Regions from separate parts of the Homo sapiens genome. Here region 2 is linked to region 1. Evidence: chromatin loops called from intact Hi-C (ENCODE). Cell type or tissue: K562. All regions are shown on one strand. Each heading gives the region's core, and the rest is flanking DNA. Links, peaks and the distances in the headings are about the cores only.

Region 1 (2,921 bases), core at 224-2,723:
ATCCCTTTGGAATTTTGACTTCTGCTGTGCATTGGCCAGGGTGATAATTATATCATTTAATCAACATACTTAGTAATGTTTATTAAATATAAAAATATCCATATCAATGAACTTGATATGACCTATTTTGTTATTAATGTAACACAGATAGTATAATTGCATGCACATTTATTGAATGTTTCTTGTGTAGCACTGCAGATCCGCTTGGCCACATCTTTCATTTCAGCCATTGCTGCAGACAACAGTTATGAACAGATTTTTGTTTTTTTTTTTTTGAGACAGCATCTCCCTTTGTTGCCCAGGCTGGAGTGCAGCAGTGTGATCTTGGCTGGCTGCAACCTCTGCCTCCCAGGTTCAAGCAATTCTCCTGCCTCAGCCTCCCGAGAAGCTGGGATTACAGGCATGCACTACCATGCCCAGCTAATGTTTATATTTTTAGTAGTGACCGGGTTTCACCATGTTGGCCAGGCTGGTCTCGAACTCTGGACCTCAGGTCATCTGCCCGCCTTGGCCTCCCAAAGCGCTGGGTTTACAGGCATGAGCCACTGTGCCCGGCCTGTGCACAGATTTTGACCTGTTTTATGTAGGTACAACTGGAAGTGCCTTGCCTCAGTCCATATAAAGCTTCTCTGACACCAGAAGCCTTGGATTCTTGAACACATATGAACAGCCTCCCTGTGTGGGTGAGTTTATGACCCATGGGACAGACCTTGACCAATATGGCATAAAAATGGACAGGAAATGCTCCACCCTTGCATCCTTCCAGAGAGTGATTTGGAGATACGGTACAGTCCATAAGTTTTCTCAGAAGGTCCTGTAGATCCAGGAATCAGTTGCATCCAGGAGTGGCCAATTCTATATTGCATCGTTGTATTGGCTGCCCCTCCTTCTGTATCCATTCTTGTCTCTCCTGCCCCTTCCTGTCCCCCACTCCTGTGATTATAGCTTTCATAAACCATGGATGCATCAGTCTCTGTCTCGGGCTGTTATTTTGGTGTTTCTTAGACTAAAAAACTCATTAGAAAAAGAGTTTAAAAATTATTTCTGATCATTTGTATATTGTGGTTTCCACGAACTATTTATTTTAGCTTAAACCACAGAAAATCTACTAGAAACAGACCTTTGGAATTTTAAAAAAAATCTGCTGAAGACAACTATACTCTGTTCATTTTTAGTTATTTTGCTTTAAAAATTGACTTCCAATCTTCTATTTCTTCCTTTAATAACATTAAATATTTCTTCTTTAGAAAAGAAATCCCATTAACTCAGCAAAAAGGTGCAGGGAATTGACTTGTATGTCAGTTGTTTCACTTTAATTTGAGATAATATAAAGTTATTACTCATTTACTTAGACTGTCATTTAAAATGTAAAGTTGATTTAATCATTGATATCGAATTGTTGTTACTCTTACAGAAGTAAAACACAAAGAATCAAATCCTATGATGCATTCACATACTCACCTCAGAATAAACCAAGGCTTTGGTGTAAATTCATTATGATAAATATTTTAAAATATCTAAGTAATGTAGGAAGGATAAACCAACAATTCACGTAATAGTCGTAAACTTTGAAGCACTGTATTTACCGACAATTTCATTTTCTATGTGAGATTTTCAATATGCTTCTAAATTAGAAATCCTGTGTGCTTTATGGATAAAGAATAGCTTCCCTAAATTTTGGCCACTAGATGTCATGGCAGCTCCATATAAGAAGCCTAGAATGGGGGAGGGTTTGACTACCAAATAGTTTGTTTTCAGACTTCGGCTGCTCTGTTGCACAGAAGTGTATCATTCTGCAGTTTATAAAACCAGCCATTTTACAAAATTAAGGACTACCTCCAGCCAGTGTAAAAATCCAACTAATTTTGGATTTTTTATGTGGCGATGTATATGTTGATAAAGAAAATGGTTGAGAACAATTTAAAACAAATTCTGCTTTTTGACAATGTTGTCATTGCTTTGTACTTACTCTTAACTCCTTTATAACAAATACAACCAACCAACCAAACAACTCAGGGAGCATTGAGAATGAAAGCAAAAGAAAGGTTCTAAAAACCAGCTGGTTTTACATTTTGCCATTAGCTGATAAGATATACCAGCTAATGAGCAAATAAAGAGAATTTATAGCACTTAAATAGCTGAAAAGAAATCATGATCTTCTTATTAGATGATGAACTTATTTTATATTGAAAAAATGTGGTGAATAACTGGGCATAGCTCTTTGGCAATCCATACATGATTGCAAAGGCAAGATGGGGTAAGGTGGTGGTTAAGAACATAGGCTTTGGAGTCCCAAAGCCTAAGGTTTGAGATGTGGATTTTCCCCTACTTGTTATATGATGTTTTATTGCTTCATCTATAAAGAAGAATAGTTGATAATACTTATCCTGAAGGGTTGTTTTAAGGCTCAAATAGGTTTGTGAATATAAAGTTCTTAGCACAGTGTCCTCAGCATTGTAAGCAATCAATAAATAGCTACTCTCATTATAAAGATGAAATTTCATATCAAACACTTTAAAATGAAAAGCCCAATACTTCAAAATGCAAAAAGAGAATAAGCTTTAATCATTTTTCTAGCAAAATATAGTTCTGAAATAGAGGATAGCATAAATAGCCCTCCTAAAGTAAAGCCATCATGGACTTGAGACTGCGTCCATGGAAAGGAGTTGCTTATTGCAGTGATCATTACTAATATCTACAATGTTAAGTCCCCCATTTTTATTATTATGGTTTCTTATAGTGATAACAGTGTCCAGAAAGGCTGCTGATTTCTGATTTCCTACGTTCCACCTGAAGGTTGGCAGTCTCAGTCAGATGGCCCTCGTTGTACTGGGTCCACCTGTTTCCTCTCACTCTGACAGTTTAGCATTTAATGTAGAAAGGGCAGCAGGGCACAATCCCAAGACCATGCCTCACATTCC
Region 2 (2,921 bases), core at 204-2,703, 1.7 Mb after region 1:
TCATTCCAGTTAATTGGGGGCAAAAGATTTCAAATCTTTCTTGACACCTCTCTTATCCCCACATCTAATATCCAATCCATCAGAAAAAAAAAAAAATCTGTCAACTCTAATGTCAAAATAAATAGCCAGAATCCAGCTACTTCCTGATACCTCCATTGTTATTTCCATTAATACCTGGTTTGAGCCACTCTGGGCTTTTGTCTGGACTGCTGTAATAGCCCCTTCTCTAGCTTCCCAACTTCTATGTTTGACCCTCTAAAGTCTACTATTCTTATCACAGGACTGCATGATCTTTTAAAAACATAAACCAGGCCAGACACGGTGGCTCATGCCTGTAATCCCAGCACTTTGGGAGGCCGAGGCAGGTGGATCACCTGAATTCAGGAGTTCAAAACCAGCCTGGCCAAACTGGTGAAACCCCATCTCTACTAAAAATATAAAAATTACCTTGGCATGGTGGCGGATGCCTGTAATCCCAGCTACTCGGGAGGCCGAGGCAGGAGAATCACTTGAACCCGAGAGGCGGATGTTGTAGTCAACCGAGATCATGTCATTGCACTCCAGCCTAGGCAACAGAGTGAGACTCCATCTCAAAAAAAAAAGAAGAAAAAAGCCATAAATCAGATTTTATTACTCCTTTGTTCAAGACTTGACAATGGCACTCGATTTCTTAGAATAGTTTGCAAAGCCTCCAGGATCTGCCCGCTATTTCACCTCTCTGACCTCATCTTCTCCTGCTCCCCTTCTCATTCACTCCACTGCAGCCACATTGACCATCTTGTTGAGTTCTCTAAACAAACCAAACATGCTCCCAAACTGAGGTCTTTGTAAAGTCTAGTCCCTCTGCAGGAACTCCTCTTTCCCTGGATATTTACCTAGCTAACTCCCTTACATCCTTTATATTTTTGTTGAAATGTCATCTCCTCAATGAATAAAATACCTTATACAAAATCAAACCCTCCCCACTGCCCAGGATGCCTGAGCCCCCTTACCATGCCCTGCCTTTATTTTTCCAAAGTGTCACTTACCCCCTTCTAACACACTGTACTATTTTCTTATTTATTATTTTTATTGTCTTTCTCTCCCTGATGCAATAGAAGCTCCACAAATACAGGGATCTTTGTCTTTTTTGTTCATGGATGTACACCAAGCAACCATAACTGTGCTGGATACATGTGAGCACTCAATTATTTTTTAGTGAACTGAATTAATTAAATGCCAAACAAGAATAAGCTTTCCAGGCATGGTAGGAAAACACCCACACAATAACTTCTAACACATTTTCCCATTTTAATCTACTTCAGTACTTTAATTTTTCTATGCTTCAAGCTGGTGTGCAGTGGCAGGATCTTGGCTCACTGCAACCTCCGCTTCCTGAGTTCAAGCTATTCTCGTGCCTCAGCCTCCTGAGTAGCTGGGATTACAGGCGCGCACTACTACGTCCGGCTAATTTTTCTATTTTTAGTAAAGACGGGGTTTCACCATGTTGGCCAGGCTGGTCTCGAACTCCTGACCTCAAGTGATCCACCCGCTTAAGCCTCCCAAAGTGCTGGGATTACAGGCATAAGCCACTGCGTTAGTTCTTTTTTATGAAAATAAAATACTAGGATAAAATATTCCTTCATTTAAAAGTTTTAACTCTGGGTCACCTGTCCAAGTTCCGATGCTAAAAAAGGAGACTGATGCCGCTGCCTTTCAGTGGTTTCCAAGGTGGTTGCTTGCACAATGGCTAAGTCAAGATGGAATAGCGCCATCTGCTGTCAGCCCTCTGATCTCAATGGAATTACTGATTTGGGCTGTTAGCTTCTTGAACTTTGTTATAATTCCCATGTTATCACACAAAAATTTTTTCTTTTTTTTTTTTTTTTGAGACAGAGTCTCGCTCTGTCACCCAGGCTGGAGTGCAGTGGCGCGATCTCGGCTCACTGCAACCTCCGCCTCCCAGGTTCAAGCGATTCTCCTGCCTCAGCCTCCAGACTAGCTGGGACTACAGGCACCTGCCACCAGGCCTGGCTAATTTTTTGTATTTTTAGTAGAGACGGGGTTTCACCGTGTTAGGCAGGATGGTCTCGATCTCCTGACCTCGTGATCTGCCTACCTCGGCCTTCCAAAGTGCTGGGATTACAGGTGTGAGCCACCGCACCCGGCCCTACTTTTTTCTTTTTGAGTCAGTGTCTCACTCTGTCGCCGAGACTGGAGTGCAGCAGCGTGATCATGGTTCATGGCAGCCTCGATCTCCTGCCGATCCTCCCACCTCAGCCTACCAAGTAGCTGAGACCACAGGGACACCATCACCATACTTGGCAATTTTTATTTTTTTGTAGAAATGAGGTCTTGCCATGTTGCCCAGGTTGGTCTTGAACACCTAACCTCAAACAGTTCTCCTGCCTGGGCCTCCGTAAGTGCTGGGATTACAGGCATGAGTCACTGAGCCTAGCTGCACACAAAATTTTTTAATCTGGCAATCTCAATTTTGTCTTTCTGTCTTTCCTCCTCCTCCTCCTCCTCCTTCTCTTCATCTTCTTCTTCTTCCTCTTCCTCTTCTTCTCTTTTTTCTTTCTTCTTCTTCTCCTTATCCTTCTTGCAAATTACATTACTACACTCACCTTTACAGTGATTTCAAGATTTCAACTGCTTTAGAGAAGTGAAATGACACAGTTAAGCAGTGGAAATACTTGGGCATGAATTACAATTCTCTGGCCTGGAATGCACCTCCTAGCAGGTTCACGTTAGTCAGTGGAGTGTTTCAAGATAATTCAAGTTATGAATGACTAAACGAGACGGACATTAGATCAAAGGGCCCCCAATGTTGCCAAGCACAAATGGTTTATTTTTCTTGAAAATGTCCTTGTGAATTTAGACAAAATTTTGTCTCCTTGAGCATACTATCCTTCAGGTGAACTAAATACCTTACCTCCATT

Evidence for each region. Hi-C counts contacts between places; a loop is a spot of excess contacts. Peaks named below come from ENCODE experiments on the same cell type or tissue, not always from the same donor. Only the 100,000 strongest peaks of a DNase experiment are listed, where the experiment ranks them.
Region 2: a loop joins it to region 1, with 19 times the contacts of the local background. A loop is called at or near these places in 2 of 110 quality-filtered maps.

The regions. Positions count from the first base shown.
Region 1 is chr4:112,030,686-112,033,606 of GRCh38, reverse strand. All of the region lies in intron 1 of LINC02945 (long intergenic non-protein coding RNA 2945), which reads left to right. Among named protein-coding and RNA genes, the nearest start is that of LINC02945, 80 kb to the left of the region's middle. In K562, for the core only: a CTCF peak has its summit at 1,693 (motif pointing right); a DNase peak (open chromatin) is centred at 1,726.
Region 2 is chr4:110,314,487-110,317,407 of GRCh38, reverse strand. No RefSeq gene overlaps it. Among named protein-coding and RNA genes, the nearest start is that of ELOVL6, 120 kb to the right of the region's middle. RefSeq lists a silencer at 1,621-1,915. In K562, for the core only: a CTCF peak has its summit at 1,755 (motif pointing left); a DNase peak (open chromatin) is centred at 1,727.